Regions from separate parts of the Homo sapiens genome. Here region 1 is linked to region 2. Evidence: chromatin loops called from intact Hi-C (ENCODE). Cell type or tissue: ovary. All regions are shown on one strand. Links, peaks and the distances in the headings refer to the core of each region. The heading gives the core; the rest is flanking DNA.

What was found. A loop is a pair of places that touch in the nucleus more often than their neighbours do. Peaks named below come from ENCODE experiments on the same cell type or tissue, not always from the same donor. Only the 100,000 strongest peaks of a DNase experiment are listed, where the experiment ranks them.
Region 1: it touches region 2 in a loop (5-fold over the local background); 5 of 110 quality-filtered maps call a loop at or near these places.

Annotation. Positions count from the first base shown.
Region 1 is chr9:84,773,727-84,781,979 of GRCh38, forward strand. All of the region lies in intron 12 of NTRK2 (neurotrophic receptor tyrosine kinase 2), which reads left to right. Among named protein-coding and RNA genes, the nearest start is that of NTRK2, 110 kb to the left of the region's middle. In ovary, for the core only: no CTCF peak of the experiment used is centred there; no DNase peak of the experiment used is centred there.
Region 2 is chr9:84,408,534-84,416,786 of GRCh38, forward strand. LOC102724036 (a long non-coding RNA gene) reads left to right here and starts at 1,268. Exons shown (of 20, transcript XR_930042.2): 1 at 1,268-1,307; 2 at 3,549-3,665. In ovary, for the core only: no CTCF peak of the experiment used is centred there; no DNase peak of the experiment used is centred there; H3K27ac peaks cover 504 bases.

The DNA.
Region 1 (8,253 bases), core at 1,199-6,198, 360 kb after region 2:
CTAGAAATCACAGAATTGGATTTGAGAATAAAAGCATCTTTTTTTTCCCCTTTCACTTCAAAAAGAACACTTAACACTCTTTCTCTTTTTTCAATTGAGTCCCTACTCTGTGCTTGGTTTTGTGCTAAGTGCTTTATGCATACAATCTCTCAACTCCTCAACATGTCTCTGTGAGATATGCATCATCATCTTCGTTTTGTAACTGAGGACATTGAGACTCAGGGAGATTTTGCTGATCTGCCAAGGTTTGTGGCTCCTAACGTCAAGTCTGCCTCAGGACAGTCATGTCCTAACTACTGTGCCTTCCTGCCCTCCCCTATGGCCTGGTTTCATTTCTTCCTTTGTTTATTCTCCTGTGACCCTCTCTGTCTAAATATTTTCTTTCTCTCCCTCATTCATTTGGCAAATGTCATCTATTGAGATGGCAAACATACCCAGACTGCTGGGCAGTCACTGGGAGGGGATATTCAGGCTTCAATGGAGGGGACTGGACCCATATTGAGTTCTGAAACATGGACAAAGTCAGAAACGAGGGCCAATGGCCTTGTCTCCAAGAGTGGTTTTCAGTGAGATGGATGCTGCCCCGGCCAGTTTTCAAGGGACACAGATTGACCTCACTTCTGAATCTCAACAGACAGGATGGAGAGGGGTCTCCATGTCTGGCACTTCATGTACTTTGTCTCGCTTAGTTTTATCCATGGAAACATTTGGTAGATGTCATTGACCCTTTCTGCACATAAAGAACTGGAGGCTCAGAGAGGTTATGTGACTTGCCCAAAGCTGCAAGGCTGTTCCAGGTGGTACTGATTTCAACACACAGCTCATTTCCAGAATCCAAAATCTTAGTGCTGGAGCTGTCATTCTCAAAGTGGATCCCTTAGAACACTAGCATTGGGGAAAAGGCTGGTTTCTGTAGTCCAGTGTAGCAAATGGAGCTTTCCATAGCCCGTCTTGGAGAAACACATTCTGCGTCAGCATATTATAGGGTCCATAGGAATCTTTTAATTCTATTTAAACCAGATTCACAAAGTGTATTTAACCACAGAAATCTTTTCAAAAGAAATAGTCACTAACATAATGAGAAACTAGCGCATGGAATAATGACATACACCTTACTGTCTCCCCAGTTGTAATTTTGGTAGAGAGAGGATGAAGAGAGAGAGGTTAGGAAGGAAAAAAGAAGACAAAAAGAAAAAAAGACAGTGGTGGAAGGAAAAGGGACACAGGAGGTACTCAAATATTTCACAATAAAATTCTAAAATACCTTGTCAGTTTTTCTTTTATTTCCGAGCCTTCTTTCTTGTGCTTTTCAAATTGGTACACAAATGTTTCCCTAAGTATATAAGATGAGATAGAAAGATTAATCTCTTTGGGCTGATGACAGTCTTAAATAATGGTCCATGAGGCTGAGAGAGGCCGTCTGTGCAGGTGACCAAGCCCTAACACCAAGATGTGGGAGCTGAGAGGTGGCATAGGGCCTGGGCCTAGAGGCACCTGCTCCTCTCCCTCATTGCCCAGAGAGAATTGAATCTGCTTTCCTTGGCTCCCACAGCAAGGAGGTGACAGAGCGGGGACAACTCCAGCCTCTTGACTCCCAGCCCAGTGTGTTTTTCCCTGCAGCACATTTATTTTTTTTCAGAGTCTGTCTTATGCTCACATATTATTTTCCCTGTTATGCTTAGCCCATCAGCATTTGCTTAGCCAGAGATATTGCCAGCAACATAAACCATAAAGATTGTAATTTGCCTGGTTTATTGCTTGCTACAGTCCACAGACTCTTGGCGTAACCTAGGACGGGCTTCTCCTGCATATTTCTTTTGCTCTTGGTTCTTTGAATAGAATGTGTATATAATTTGGAATCAAGACAAATTTATAATCAATATTGATATTTTTCTCTTATAAATATGCATATATTCCTAATCAGATATTTAAATGGACTTCCTGGGTTGTTATGGATATTTTTATTAAACATTTTATAGTTTATGCAGATATAAGAGTGACAATATGTATACAGTTTATATTTAGTTGCTGTTAGACCCTTGCTCTCAAAATGTGGTCCTTGGACCAATATCACTTAGGAACTTTTTCAAAATACAGATCTGGGGCCTCATCCCAGACCTACTGAATTCAAATCTGAATTTTAATGAAATTCTCAGGTGATTTATATGCTCTTTAAAATTTGAGAAGCCCTGATCTAGAGTACACAAAAAACATTAAGGCCAGTCTTCGTTTTGTTCATGCCCATTTTTCCCAGTTGCACATTTATATCTTTGACAGAGTGCAACAGCTCTGCACTTTTCATCTTAGAAACTTCATTGTGGGCTGTTTTCTACATTATTACCTAAGAGAGTATCTATAAAGCATCTCTGAGGCACACAGTTGGTACCTGTCTATCTATCCAACTAGATGGATAGATAGGTAGGTAGAGAGATAGATATAGATATAAATATAAATATAAATATAGATACAGACTGTTTAAAAGCTTTGTTATTTATTTATTTATTTTTTCTTTTGAGACAGAGTCTCACTCTGTCGCCCAGGCTGGAGTGCAGCAGCATGATCTCAGCTCACTGCAACCTCTGCCTCCCAGGTTCAAGCGATTCTTATGCCTCAGTCTCCTGAGTAGCTGAGATTACAGGCATGTGCCACCACACCCAGCTAATTTTTATATTTTTAGTAGAGATGGAGTTTCACCATGTTGGCCAGGCTGGTGTCGAACTCCTGACCTCAAGTGATCCGCCCACCTTGGCTTCCCAATGTGCTGGGATTACAGGTGTGAGCCACCATGTCTGGCCTGTTTCTTAAAAGCTTTATTAAAAACTATGAAATGTCTAAGATCTTACCCTACTTTCAAGCTAACAAGTTAGCCTGCCATGATTTCATAGATGATGGCAGAAGACATGAGATTTTGGGGTCAGAGACAGAGGACTCTATTACTTTTACACAGCATGTGGCATGAACAGCATATTTGTATCAATTCTCTCTTCCAAAACCCCATGAGTGTGAGGCAGGTGGGACCCAATGGATGCCTGCACATTCTCTGGATTGTGTTATAGGAGAGGAACCCTGAATTTAGGGAATCTGAATCTTTTAAAATGGACAGTAATTATGCCTGCTCTTTGTTTTGGAGACACTTTATTTTGGAAGGCTGTTCACTATACAAACATCTTTGAAAAGATAATCCAAAACAAAGGGCAGTCAGTACCTTTCTTTGTGAGATATACAGAAGTGCTAGAGAGAACTGTCTCCTCCTAATAGGTATTAGAACATCTTTATCATTGGGTTTTAGGACCAATAAATATTTTCTGGTGGCCATGGAAGATATATTTCCTAATACCTAGATTGTACTCATGGTTGTTTCTATCAGAAACTTTGAGGGGAAACTTCCAGTCTGGGCATTCAGTTAAGCCCCTTACAGGAAAAGAGAAGTTATAGAAAGGAAACAAGTGGGGTTGTGCATCATAAATAGTAGAGTCACTGGTAGCTCTTCCTAGTGTTGGTTGTCCCATTTTAGTACAGAACCTCCTCTTATTCTCAAGATGAGAGATGTGACACCGTTCAGAGAACTCTGGAGAAACTCTAACGGATGTTTACAAGATTGGAAAATAGTAGTAGGAAGAAAAGCAGAGATAAATTGGGGTTAATAATCATTTTCTAATACAGTAGTCTTGTTGTCCCTAAATGGGTTATCATGCAAAACAGTTAATTTCCCTTTGCTCTGGGTGTCCACAAAGAGCCTGAAACTTTCAGAAATATTGTAGAACAGATTTCTTCTTTGACTCAGAGTGTTTCTCAGCTCTCAAAGAACAAGAGAGTTTGGAGAAGGAAAAACGAATAGTTTTACACAGCATATGACAATAGTATGCTGAGAAATGTTCAGGAACTAGTACTCAAGGATACAGTGGGGTTGGGGTCCTAATTTGTAATGTTTGCTGATTTCCGCGGTGTAAACATTCCCACCATGAAGTCAGCCAGCTCAAAAAAGTCCTGAAAATTAGACAAAGAAGTACGAGCTGTCTCTAGCAAGCCATTGCAAAACAGTCATAATTAGCAATTTTTCGACAGTAAAGGTAGTTTGATCATGCAAGAGGTTTGTTTGTAGAAACTCTTTTTTGCAAGACCTTTTAAAATAATATATGTTCTCTTTGCCCCCGGTGATTCAAGCTAGATTTACCTTAAGGTAGGATGACAGCCTACATGATCTTTTGAAGTTCGTTTCAACAGTGCAATTTGATTTTTCGAAAAAGCTTTCCTGTCTGGTGCAGTGGCTCACGCCTGTAATGTCAACATTTTGGGAGGCAGAAGCGGGTGGACTGCTTGAGCTCAGGAGTTCGAGACCAGCCTGGGCAAAATGACAAAGCGCTGTCCCTACAAAAAGTTACAAAAATTAGCCCAGAGTGGTGGCGGGCACCTGTCGTCCCAGCTACTTAGGGGACTGGGGTGAGAGAATCGCTTGAGCCTGGGAGGCAGAGGTTGCAGAGAGCCGAGATCATACCACTGTACTCCATCCTGGGTGACAGATTAAGACCCTGTCTAAATAAACAAAAACAAAAACAAAGCCTTCCTTAAATTGTGGGTTTAACTAGCTGATTTGCTTCCTTTAAATAAATTGGCCACCAGCTCAGCTTATTTCTCTCCTATGGAAGGGCCTGTAGGTGCAGTCTGATTGTCACTGATATTTTTAGAGAAGCAGGAGGTTATTCAGACTTAACCAACCAGTGATGATTCCTTATACTTGGGTTATATGTAGAACCGTAGTGAATTACAACTTTGGACACAAGGTGCCTGCATCGTTGGTTGGACTGAGATCATGGTAAATCTTCTCTGCACTAATGAGGCTTTGTGCCTCTTCAAGAGACTTACCCTGGAATTCCCTCTGGGCTCAGTTTGGCTGTCGATTCTGTAAAGTCCCTCTCTGGAGGGCTCTATTGCTGTGTTGACAGCAACATTTTCCCAGAGAATATAACAGTGGCCCACACACTGCAGCTTCAGTGAAGCTCATGATGAGTAAGCCTCCCTCCTGCCTGAACTGTGCAGTTCCCGCTGGTGGACTGTGCCTTCACGGACACCGTGCAATGTCCCTATCTTCTGGTGTGTCCGTGCCTGTCATGTGGAGTTTGATACAGTGGACTGATTTCTTCTCTGCTGTGTCCTCTCCCTCCTCAATGTTGAGGGATATGTGGAGAGAGCAAACTTGCTGCACTTAGCCCACCCCAGTGAGATGCCCTTTTCATAGCCTTAACAGGCTGGTCTTTTCTTCTCCCAGCATTTAACAGAAGGGAGGACCTCGACTTTAATGCAGATTTGAGTGCCTCCTTCCCTCTCCCTTGGGTAATATTGATTAGAAGGCTTCAATTACTTATTTATCAGATTTATAAAATGCTTATCTTGCCAAGGTCTCTGGGCACATGGACAAGAGTAAAAATAAACAACAAGCAATAATAATAATAAAAATCCACCAAACATAGGTGCTCATTCTGAAGGCTCTACATGAATGCCATTGGAAGCCTGGTGACATTGATTTAGAGCTTCCATTACCACTTGACTTTTTTTTTCTTTTCTTTTTATAAAACACACCCACGTCCAAGGGGGCTTGTTCTCCTGCATAAAGCAAATGCATTAACAAGCAAAGAGATGGAACACATAGATTTGCTGTTGAGGCTAAGGCCAAATTGCAAAGAACTCATATGCCATGTTGCAGAGATCAGTTTCCAACCCCCTCATCTTTTCTTTTGTGGTGAAGGCAAAAATAGAAGTGAATCTTAAAAGAGGGCTTTGTATTGTCTGTCCCAAATTTTTGTCTAGACACACTGAGACAAATTAGCTTCAAAAGAGTTTTCTTGTTCTGCAAAAGGGGCAGAATTCTCTGAGGAGGGTGTGCTATGTCATGCCGTAGGGTTGCTGCACCTTTTTTTGTTTTTTTGACACTGACACAAGAACATCACAGTAGTTGTGGGTTGTTTAAAGGCTTAGCTGTGTGCTGATGATATTGTTTCTCCTCAACTGTTCAAGATCAAGAAGGTGAGGCATTTAATTAGATCAGAAAAGAGTGAGCAAGTTTGAAGAACTTTTCTCAACGTGTCAGATCTGAAATCTTAATTCCATGCTGGACTTTCTCTCTGGAGAAGCCTCCTTCTGTATTCCTGTTTACTTCTGATAAGAGTAAACAAATGGTAGAAATGCTAAAAGGGAACCAAGATACTCTGGACCACCAACACGTCCAGCATTAACAACCCACACCACTAGTGGGTCAGGTTAGCATTTCTGGCAGCTAGCCTTTATGATTAGAAAATAAGGCATTATAATGGGACTCTGCGGTTTTTTTTTTCCTTAAAAATCTGGTTTTGATTATTAACACTCTTGCCATTAGGGAACATTTGGTCTGAGCTACGTGTTAGAGTTCCACCAGTACAAGGGAAGAAAAAAAACCTGAGCTATCCCCTTAAAACAGTTGTCATACTATGAACCCCAGGCTCAATCTGACCAGTTGTTTGTTTTTGTAAATAAAGTTTTATTGGAATACAGCCCCATTCATTCATTTATGGATTATCTATGGCTGCTTTCATGGTACAGCAGCAGAGTTGAGTAGCTGTGACAGAGACCTTATGTCTCAGAAAACCTAAAATGTTTACTCTCTGGCCCTTCACAGAAAAGGTTTGCTGACCCCTGCCTTAATGGAACACATAAGCAAAATATCTAATGAAATAACCATCCACCTCCCGGACTTCCACATATTTTGTAATAGGTTGTGGAGATGGGGATCTTGCCCGGTTCAGCTTCTCTGTTTTAGTCAGGCCAGTCCCTAAATCAACGTAGGCAGATGCACAAGCAGTGAGATGGGAGCAGAAGTTCAAACTTAGGGGAATACCAAGGTCCAGCTCTGCGCAACTTTACCTTAAGAGTCTGTGATTCCCTCTGTGTACACTTCCATTTCATATACTAACATGGGTACTGTGTAAAAAGAGAAAGAGACACCTTCAAAGCTACCATCAGGGGTAGCGAATGGTGCTAGACCTCACTGGTCCATAGTTCCTACTTGATTAGGTCTCAGTTAAGAGCTAGTATATTAGATGGTTATACATGGAAACATAGGTGGATGTTTTTTCCTCTCTAAAAGAAAGCTATGAGCTATGAAGTTTTCTGGCTTGGATGGGTCAGTGATAATTTCAGGGGTATGGCAGACTTTGTGATATTTTCTTGGGAAGTAAAAGAAAAAAGGTATGGTTCTGATAAATATTCTGTCAGGAATTCTATATTTGAGTCTTTTTTTTGTTATAACATCACACTAATTTTTTTTATACAAAAGACTGTCAGGGTTCAGGGTGCAAAAGGGTAAATGTGCAGTCTTTGTATGTTCCATTGTCTTTTCTTCCTCTCTTCATAACTTTTGCAGAGAAGGCCAGCCTTGTTTGTATGTTCCGGTGTCCAAACCTTATGTGTACAAAGTAACTGTGTGGTTCAGTCAGAAGAAAGGTGATAGGAGTTTTGAGAAACTGGCATTTTGAAAAAGGGCAATTCCTGCCTCTGTAGGAGTCTTAGTACTTTTAGGATGTCTTAGGAGAACATACAACTGAACACCACCTCTAAAATTAATTTCTACTTACAGCTGAGTGTTTTTATGTATATGTTTTGTTGACGCTTCTTAAGAGTTCATAACATTCTCTGGTATATCATACTTTTCAGATCATAAGTATACTTTTTTCTTACTCATATAATAACTTTTCATATATACAAACATCTAATTCAAGAATTACCCATTAAAGACCTAGCCTTTTTTGCTTCCCGTTGAAAATGTGAATTTTGAGATTAATAAATAATGTATTTTAGTCATTTCAGTATAACATTCTTAACTTTGCCGGTTAAAAACAATACCTATTTTCAATGAGATGAATGCCCCCTGGTGGAAACAGTGGCAAATATTTGCACTGATTTGGGGGGCCCACAGACAACAAGAACAAGCATATCAAGTGTAATGATGGAACAATGTAGGCATATAATTGACATAGCTTAGAGAGTGTCTTTAGTTTTTTAAGTCTATACTTCATTTAAATGCAGTAAATAGAAGATAACATCAAATTGGGAGGGTCAAAACATTCAACAAGGAACTAACTAAACCCTTATTATGGCAATTTCTCTAGCGTCTTTCTTTTCAGCTTGGGAATCTCTTAGCTAGTAAAGTCATTTATATCAAGGCTCTTCGTAACGATTTTTTAATGGAGGAATTTTCAATAATACCTTGGAGGGTGTTCTAAA
Region 2 (8,253 bases), core at 1,814-6,813:
GTTTCAAGTGGGCGTGGGCTTGGCGGGCCCCATACTCAGAGCCGCCGGCCGGCCCGCCGGCTCCGGCAGTGAGGGGCTTAGCACCTGGGCCAGCAGCTGCGGAGGGTGCGCAGGGTCCCCCAGCAGGGCCGTCCCAGCAGCGGTGCTCTCGATTTCTCGCCGGGCCTTAGCTGCCTCCCCGCGGGGCCGGGCTCGGGACCTGCAGCCCGCCATGCCTGAGCCTCCCCCCACCCCCGTCGTGGGCTCCTGTGCCGCCGGAGTCTCCCTGACGAGCGCCACCCCCTGCTCCATGGCGTCCAGTCCCATCTACCGCCCAAGGGCTGAGGAGTGCGGGTGCAAGGCACAGGACTGGCAGGCAGCTCCACCTGCCGCCCCGTGCAGGACCCACTGGGTGAAGCCAGCTGGGCTCCTGAGTCTAGTGGGGACTTGGAGAACCTTTACGTCTAGCTAAGGGATTGTGAATACACCAATCAGCACTCTGTGTCTAGCTCAAGGTTTGTAAATGCACCAATCCGCACCCCGTGTCTAACTCCAGGTTTGTAAATGCACGAATTAGTGCTCTGTGTCTAGCCGATCTGGTGGGGACTTGGAGAATCTTTATGTCTAGCTAAGGGATTGTAAATGCACCAATCAGCACCCTGTCAAAACGGACCAATCAGCTCTCTGTAAAAGAGACCAATCGGCTCTCTGTAAAATGGACCAATCAGCAGGATGTGGGTGGGGCTGGATAAGAGAATAAATGCAGGCTGCCGGAGCCAGCAGCGGCAACTTCCTGGAGTCCTGTTTGACAGGGTGGGAGTTTTGTTCTTTTGCCCTTTGCAGTAAATCTTGCTGCTACTAACTCTTTGGGACCAATCAGCTCTCTGTAAAACAGACCAATCAGTTCTCTGTAAAATGGACCAATCAGCAGGATGTGGGTGGGGCCAGATAAGAGAATAAAAGCAGGCTGCCCGAGCCCGCAGCGGCAACTCGCTGGAGTCCTGTTTCACAGGGTGGGGGTTTTGTTCTTTTGCCCTTTGCAGTAAATCTTGCTGCTACTAACTCTTTGGGTCCACGCTGCCTTTGTGAGCTTTAACACTCACCACGAAGGTCTGCAGCTTCACTCCTGAAGCCAGCGAGACCACGAACCCACACTGAAGGAAGGAAACTCGGAACACATCCGAACATCAGAAGGAACAAACTCGACACGTTGCCTTTAAGAACTGTGACACTCACCGCGAGGGTCGGCGTCTCCATTCTTGAAGTCAGTGAGACCAAGAACCCACCAACCAATTCCGGACACAATCTCAGCACTGTGGGAGACTGAGGTGGGTGAATCAATTGAGGTCAGGAATTCGAGACCAGCCAGGCCAACATGGTTAAACCTCGTCTCTACTAAAAACCCAAAAATTAGTCCGGGGTTGGGGTGCAGGCCTGTAATTCCAGCTACTGGAGAGGCTGAGGCAGGAGAATCGCTTGAACCAGGGGGTCAGAGGTTGCAGTGAGCCGTGATTGCACCACTGCACTCCAATCTGGGCGACAAGAGGGAGACTCCGTCTCAAAAAAAAAAACTAATTGCCATGTGGTCGGGGTGGTGGTTTTCTTTTTTTTTTTTAGAAGAGTTTTTAGCTGGTTGAGGTAGTTCACATCGGTAATCCGAGTATTTTGGGAGGCTAAGTGAGTGGATGGCCTGTGCTCAGGAATTTGAGACCAGCCTGGGCAACATGGTGAAAACCTGTCTCTACTAAAAGTACAAATATTAGCTGGGCGCCATGACACATGCCTGTAGTTCCAGCTACTCAGGGAAGCTGAGGCAGGAAGAGCACTTGAGCTGGGGAGACAGAGGCTATAGGGAGCCAAGATCGTGCCACTGTACTCCAGCCTGGGCGACGGTGCCAGACCCTGTCTTAAAAAAATAAATACAATAAATGAAAACGGGATTTTGTGAGATTGTGATGGGTGGTAAGGCAGTGCAAAACAATATTACGTGCATTTGGGAGAATAGCCTTGATTTTGCTGAAAATCTGGATGACTGATAATGAAATAGGAAGGAACAGCAATATTTGAGCAAAAAAATCTTCAGAAGAAATATCTTCTTTTTGATTCGTAAGAATTTATAAGCATTTTTCATAGACAACTTCGACTTGTGTTGAATGTTCAACTAACTTAGACCAGAAGGACAGTTAAAAAAAAATTTTTTTTAAAGAAAGACAGCCGGGCGTGGTGGCTCACACCTGTTATCCCAGCAGTTTGGGAGGCTGAGGCAGGCAGATCACCTGAGGTCAGGAGTTCGAGAACAGCCTGGCTAACATGGCAAAACCCTGTTTCTAGTAAGAATACAAAAATTAGCCGGGCCTGATGGCACGCACTTGTAATCCCAGCTACTCAAGAGACTGAGGCCAGAGAATCGCTTGAACCTGGGAGGCAGAGATTGCAGTGAGCCAAGATTGTGCGATTGCACTCCATCCTGGGCAACAGAGTGAGACTCTGTCTTAAAAAATAATAATTTGATTATTGTTACCTATCAAACCTGAGTTTTAAACCTTTTGATTGTGTAAGAAACCTGAAGAGGCCTGAAGAAAAATTTTTCATAGTTCTCTGTTTTCAGGTATAGTGAGTTGATTAGTTAGCATTTTTAGTAAAAATGATCTGTAATACAGATTTTGCCTTTCCCTAAAAAATAAAGTTGCTTTCTAATCAGAAAGGAAGCAGAAAATTTCTGTTGGAACGCTTTTTATTCTGATTGCTATTGGAATTGCGGAGATTTACTGTTCTTGGAATAAGCACATTTACCCAATGAGGGAATAAAATCAACATTATTAATTATTTCAAGACAGAAAACATCTTGAATCATGAAAACTCTTAATTCATGGGTCTTAATCTTTCTCCTGGTTTCTAAGGGCTGATAGCTCATCCTGCAGAATGATGCCCCTGTGCCCTTGGAATGCTCCATAATTAATTAATGTATGCCTGGTGAGGTGATAGGCAGAGCAGGGGTGGGCGTTCATCCCATGCTGGGATTGCTTTGGTGGCTTAAATAGTCAGGGAGGTTTTTTGCTGGAAAGCTCCTTGGAGTGGGGAGGCCCAGAGGCCGAAGGGCAGAGGCTCAAAGTGGTGGTCACGGGTGGGTGGTTGCTGCTTTTGTCTCGGGGTCTTCAGTGTGACAGGGTCTCTCACAAGTGGATCAGATGGTATTTCATAGCCTCTGACTATTCTTTGGATTGTGTAGAATCAGAAACATTTCATAATTTGAGTCCTTGAGAACAGGCCTTTATTTGGGCACAGAAAAATTAGCATGCAGTTGAGAAATAGATTTGAAACACATGAGCGGGACTGCTTCGTTTTGCTTTTCTTCTGGTTCTTGGGCCGCTTCCATTTTAGTTTCAGTAAGTGAGGAATTTCTTAATGAGTTATGTGGTATTTACTGAAGGTTGTAATTCTGGCAAATGCTAAATAGAAAGTTTTTTTTTTTTTCCCCTCTTCCTCTGCCTTCCCTGATCCATAGTCTTATTTGGAGAGTTCTCAAATTGTTTGCCAAAACCAGTGACATAACTGGCTCCTTCCAACAGGCACCTGCCAAACCTGCACAGATTCCTACAGCAGCCAGTTCGCTCTGTCTCGAGGCTTCAGAGGAACACGAACTTCTCTGATGGAAGAGCCTTGTTCTAGAAGGGAGTGAAGCCTAGGTGAGCTAGGTCATTTGGCCTAACTTCTTATCTATAGCAGACTAGTACCTTGATATGTGAGTAGAGGGTAATCTTTCTAAAATACAAAAATGGCTTCATTGTTAAAAATTATAATGCTTACTGAAAAATGTTCTGCAAATATAACAAGAAGAAAGTAAAACACAAAAAAAACAAGCACCCCACTCCCAATTTCACCATCTCTGTGCAGGGTTCTGCAAGGTTTTGCTGTACATGTAGAGGTCATAAAATATATATTTTTTTACTTTTACTTGTTTTGAGACAGGGTCTCACTTTATGGCCCAGGCTGGAGTGCAGTGGCATGATCACGGCTCACTGCAGCCTCGACCTCACAGGCTCAAGCGATCCTCCCACCTCAGCCTCGCAAATAGCTGGGACCACAGGTGCATGCCACCATGCCCAGCTAATTTTTTGTATTTATTTGTAGAGACAGAGTTTCTCCACGTAGCCCAGGATGGTCTGGAACTCTGGATCTCAAGCAATCCTCTCGCCTTGGTGAGCCACCACACCTGGCCAAGGTTGTTAATATTTTAGTCTTTGCTAAAATAGGCCAGATGGTCTCTTGTCACAACTCAGCTCTGCAGCTGTAGCGTGAAAGCAATCATGGACAACATGTAAACAAATAGGCGTGGCTGTGTTTCAATAAAACTTTATTAGGGCTAGATTTTTGTATGCAGGCTATAGTTTGCAGACCCCTGATCTAAAATTACCCTCATTTATATTAGGTGCTCATCATTTCTAAATCTTTTTTCTCTCCTCATGTTTTTGTGGACATACTCATAGAGAAAAAAATAGAGAAATAATTTTATATAAATGAAAGCACTTTTTTTCATAAACCACGAAGGAGACTGAAGCACTTTTATAAAAATGGAAGCTATATTTAAAAATATTTTAAATTCAGTTTTACTGGAATTTAACTGAAGAAAATGAACTGAAATGAGACTGCAGGAACTGCTGAAATTCAGACCCATATTTCTTTACCACTGGTGATAATAGGTCCTAAAATATTTTGATAAAATTAAGAAGAAAAGAGATGATGAAAAGATTAGGGATTGTTTTGCTTGTTAAAATTCTGGTTTTCAATTTTGGATGCAGAAGTTGAATTTGTACTGTGACAAATCAGGAAATATGCATCTTTTCATTTCTCATGCCTCCTCTGAAGTCTCATTACTCATGCGATTGTTTTTAAATGGTCAAGGCTGACTATTTACATTCTCTTCTGTAACCAGAGTTACTTGAGTCCTTTGGTCTTAGATGTTTAAATAGACAGGCAAATGCCCAACACCGATTGTTACAGCAAGGCTTCTCCATTTATTTATTTATTTATTTGAGATGGAGTCTCACTCTGTCACCCAGCTTGGAGTGCAGTGGCATGATCTTGGCTCACTGCAACCTCTACCTCACAGGTTCAAGTAATTCTCCTGTCTCAGCTTCCCGAGCAGCTGGGACTACAGGTGCACTCCACACTCTGCTAATTTTTGTATTTTTAGTAGAGACGTGGTTTCACTGTATTGGCCAAGCTGGTCTTGAACTCCTGACTTCAAGTGATCCACCCGCCCTTGGCCCCCCAAAGTGCTGGGGTTACAGGCGTGAGCCTCCACATCCGGCTGCATTCCTTTGTGTGTGTGTGTGTGTTTGAGACAGAGTCTCGCTCTGTCTCCCAGACTGGAGTGCAGTGGTGTAATCACGGCTCATTGCAGCGTCAGCCCCCCCGGGCTCAGGTGATCCTTGCACCTCCATCTGGTGCAAGGACCACAGGCGTGTGCCACCACACTGAGCTAATTTTTGTATTTTTTGTAGAGAAGGGGTTTCACCATGTTGCTAGGCTGGTCTCAAACTCCTGGGCTCAAGCAATCTACCCACCTCAGCCTTCCAGAATGCTGGTATTATAGGCGTATTATATTCTGATGGAATGGTGCCCGGCCCATTCCGTGTGTGTATGTGTGTTTTCAAATATTGATTCCTCTCTTAATCAGCTGGATTTCATTACCTAGTAACTTTTTCAAGAACAATTTATGGGTGTTTTATTTTGGGATTTTCCTCTTAGCTTTATTCTAGATAAGGAGCACTTGTCTAGTTGTACAATTCCCAGGCCACACTTTCTATCAAGTGTCACATCATTTAACATCACAGTGTCTCCATTCAGTTTTAGACTGATTGGGTTTTGTGGAGCCACTTTGCCATCTCCCCAATAATGTGTGGCTGCTGCGTTTCTTCTGTTCTTTTCTCTTAGGAAAGGTCCATCTTTGAATTCATGCTGGCGGGATTACTTGGCTGTGTATGTTAGAATTGGGGTCGTCTCTTTTCTTAGAACCTCTTTGCCTTTTACCACTGGGTATTGTTTGGGGAAGCCTGAGTACAGGTTTTTTCACCCCTTATGGGTCCCTTCTTTTTCTTCCCGGATGTGGTAAGGAACCTTTCTTCATCGTTGGGATTTAATTTCTTCTTGAGAACGTGTGACATTATTAATCACATTATATCAGTTTATGTTATTCTTTTTTTTTTTTTTTTTTTTTTTTTAGACGGAGTCTTGCTCTGTTGATCTCCACTCACTGCAGCCTCTGTTTCCTGGGTTCAAGCAATTATTTTGCCTTGGCCTCCCAAGTAGCTTGGATCGCAGGCATGCACCACCATGCCCAGCTAATTTTTTTTTTGCTTGTTTTTTTGTATTTTTAGAGGAGACAGGGTTTCCCCATGTTGGCCAGGCTGGTCTCAAACTCCTGCCCTCGGGTGATCTGTCCGCCTTGGCCTCCCAGAGTGCTGGGATTACAGGTGTGAGCCACTGCGCCTGGCCCAGTTTGTGTTATTCTTCACGTTTAGTTCTCCCTTCATGTTACGGGAATCTTCTATTTTGTTCTATCTTCTTATTCCATTTATCAAGTTCTTTATCTTAAGGACACCCATTTTTGTCTTTGTTCCTGTATAATACTCTCAATTGCTTTTATAGCTTTGCTTTCCTTTGCTGTGATAGGCTCAAGCCTTTATTTGTTGTAGGTAATTTTGATTTTGGTTGCTGTCTTCTCCTCACAATTCCTACTCCTTATTTCTATAATGATGCTGTTTTGATCCCTCTGTTTCCTTAGTTTCACCATCCTCCCTTTCATTTCCCTTCATTACTTATTCACTTTGACTTTATTGTTTTATAAAATTCATGTTTTCTTTAAATTCTTTTGTAGTGGGAATCACTTACAGGTAATTAGCCTTCTTTTCCTCTGGTTATATTTTCTTTTCTTTTTTAAAATTAATTTCTTTTTTTTTTAATTTTTTTTTTATTTTTGAGACGTGGTCTCCCGTTGTTGCCCTGGCTGGTTTTGAACTCCTGGGCTGAAGCGATCCTCCCGCCTAGCTTCAGGCGTGAACCATCGCACCCAGCCTATTTTCTCTTCAATTATGTTGTCTGCCTCTCCCTCCCTCCTTCCCTCTATCTCTTTTTCTTGTGTTTTCATGCTGGCTTAGCCCCTGTGCCATTTATTTTTATCTTGATCACGCTTGGCATAAACCACTCTGTCCATTTTTTGGTGAGTATAATATAGTATAAATGAATTCTCTTGAATTTGCTGCCTTTTCTAAGATCTGTCTTTCTCTCTGACTTGCAGTCTGAAGACCGAATATTATTTTCTGTGTATTTTTGTGGCTTGTGTATAACAAGGGGGTGGGGTTGTGTGGCTGGGGGTGGAGGAGAGCTCTGCTGAGGTTCTGTAAAGCCTCCCTTGGAGGCCTTGGCTTGTCCTATGCCAGGATTCTCTCTGCCTAGGAGCGTCCTATTCCCAAGAAGGACAGAAACCCCAAGTGGGTAACGCTTCCCTACTTACCCCTGATGGTGTTCTTGCCTCTCCTGGGGTCCTGCTATTTTATAGTGGCAGCTCAATGCTTCTCCTCTTGAGGATTTCCTCCCTCCCCTCCCCTGGGCTGCTACACCTCCACTCAATTTGCTTCTCTCCAAATTAGGCCGGGTGCAGTGGCTCACGCCTGTAATCCCAGCACTTTGGGAGGCTGAGGCGGGTGGATTGCCTGAGGTCAGGAGTTCGAGACAAGCCTGGCCAACATGGCGAAACCCCATCTCTACTAAAAACACAAAAATTAGCTGGGTGTGGGGGCAAGCGCTTGTAATCCCAGCTACTTGGCAGGCTGAGGCAGGAGAATCACTTGAATCCAGGAGGTGGAGGTTGCAGTCAGCCAAGATCGTGCCACTGAACTCCAGCCTGGGCGACAAGAGCAAAACGTCATCTCAAAACAACAACAACAACAAAAACAAATCAAGTATAAGTGAGAATTTGAGACTTTTGTCTATGGACCTTTTTTCTTTAATAGTTTTATATTGCATATAAAAGATGGGGATTAAGTTAGGAACCTGTAATAGTTTTTGCGATGGAACAAACAACTGCAAACTCTCAGCAGCTTACAACACAAGTTGAGTTTCCTGCTCAGGAGTCTGCAGGTAAGTTCCACTCTGTGGGGTGTAGGCTGGGCTTGGCAGGGCCAGGCTGGACCCAGGCTTCAGATGGGTTCCAGGATGCTCCATGTCTCTGTTCTGGAACCCAGGATGGAAGGGAGTTGTGACCTGCTGGGA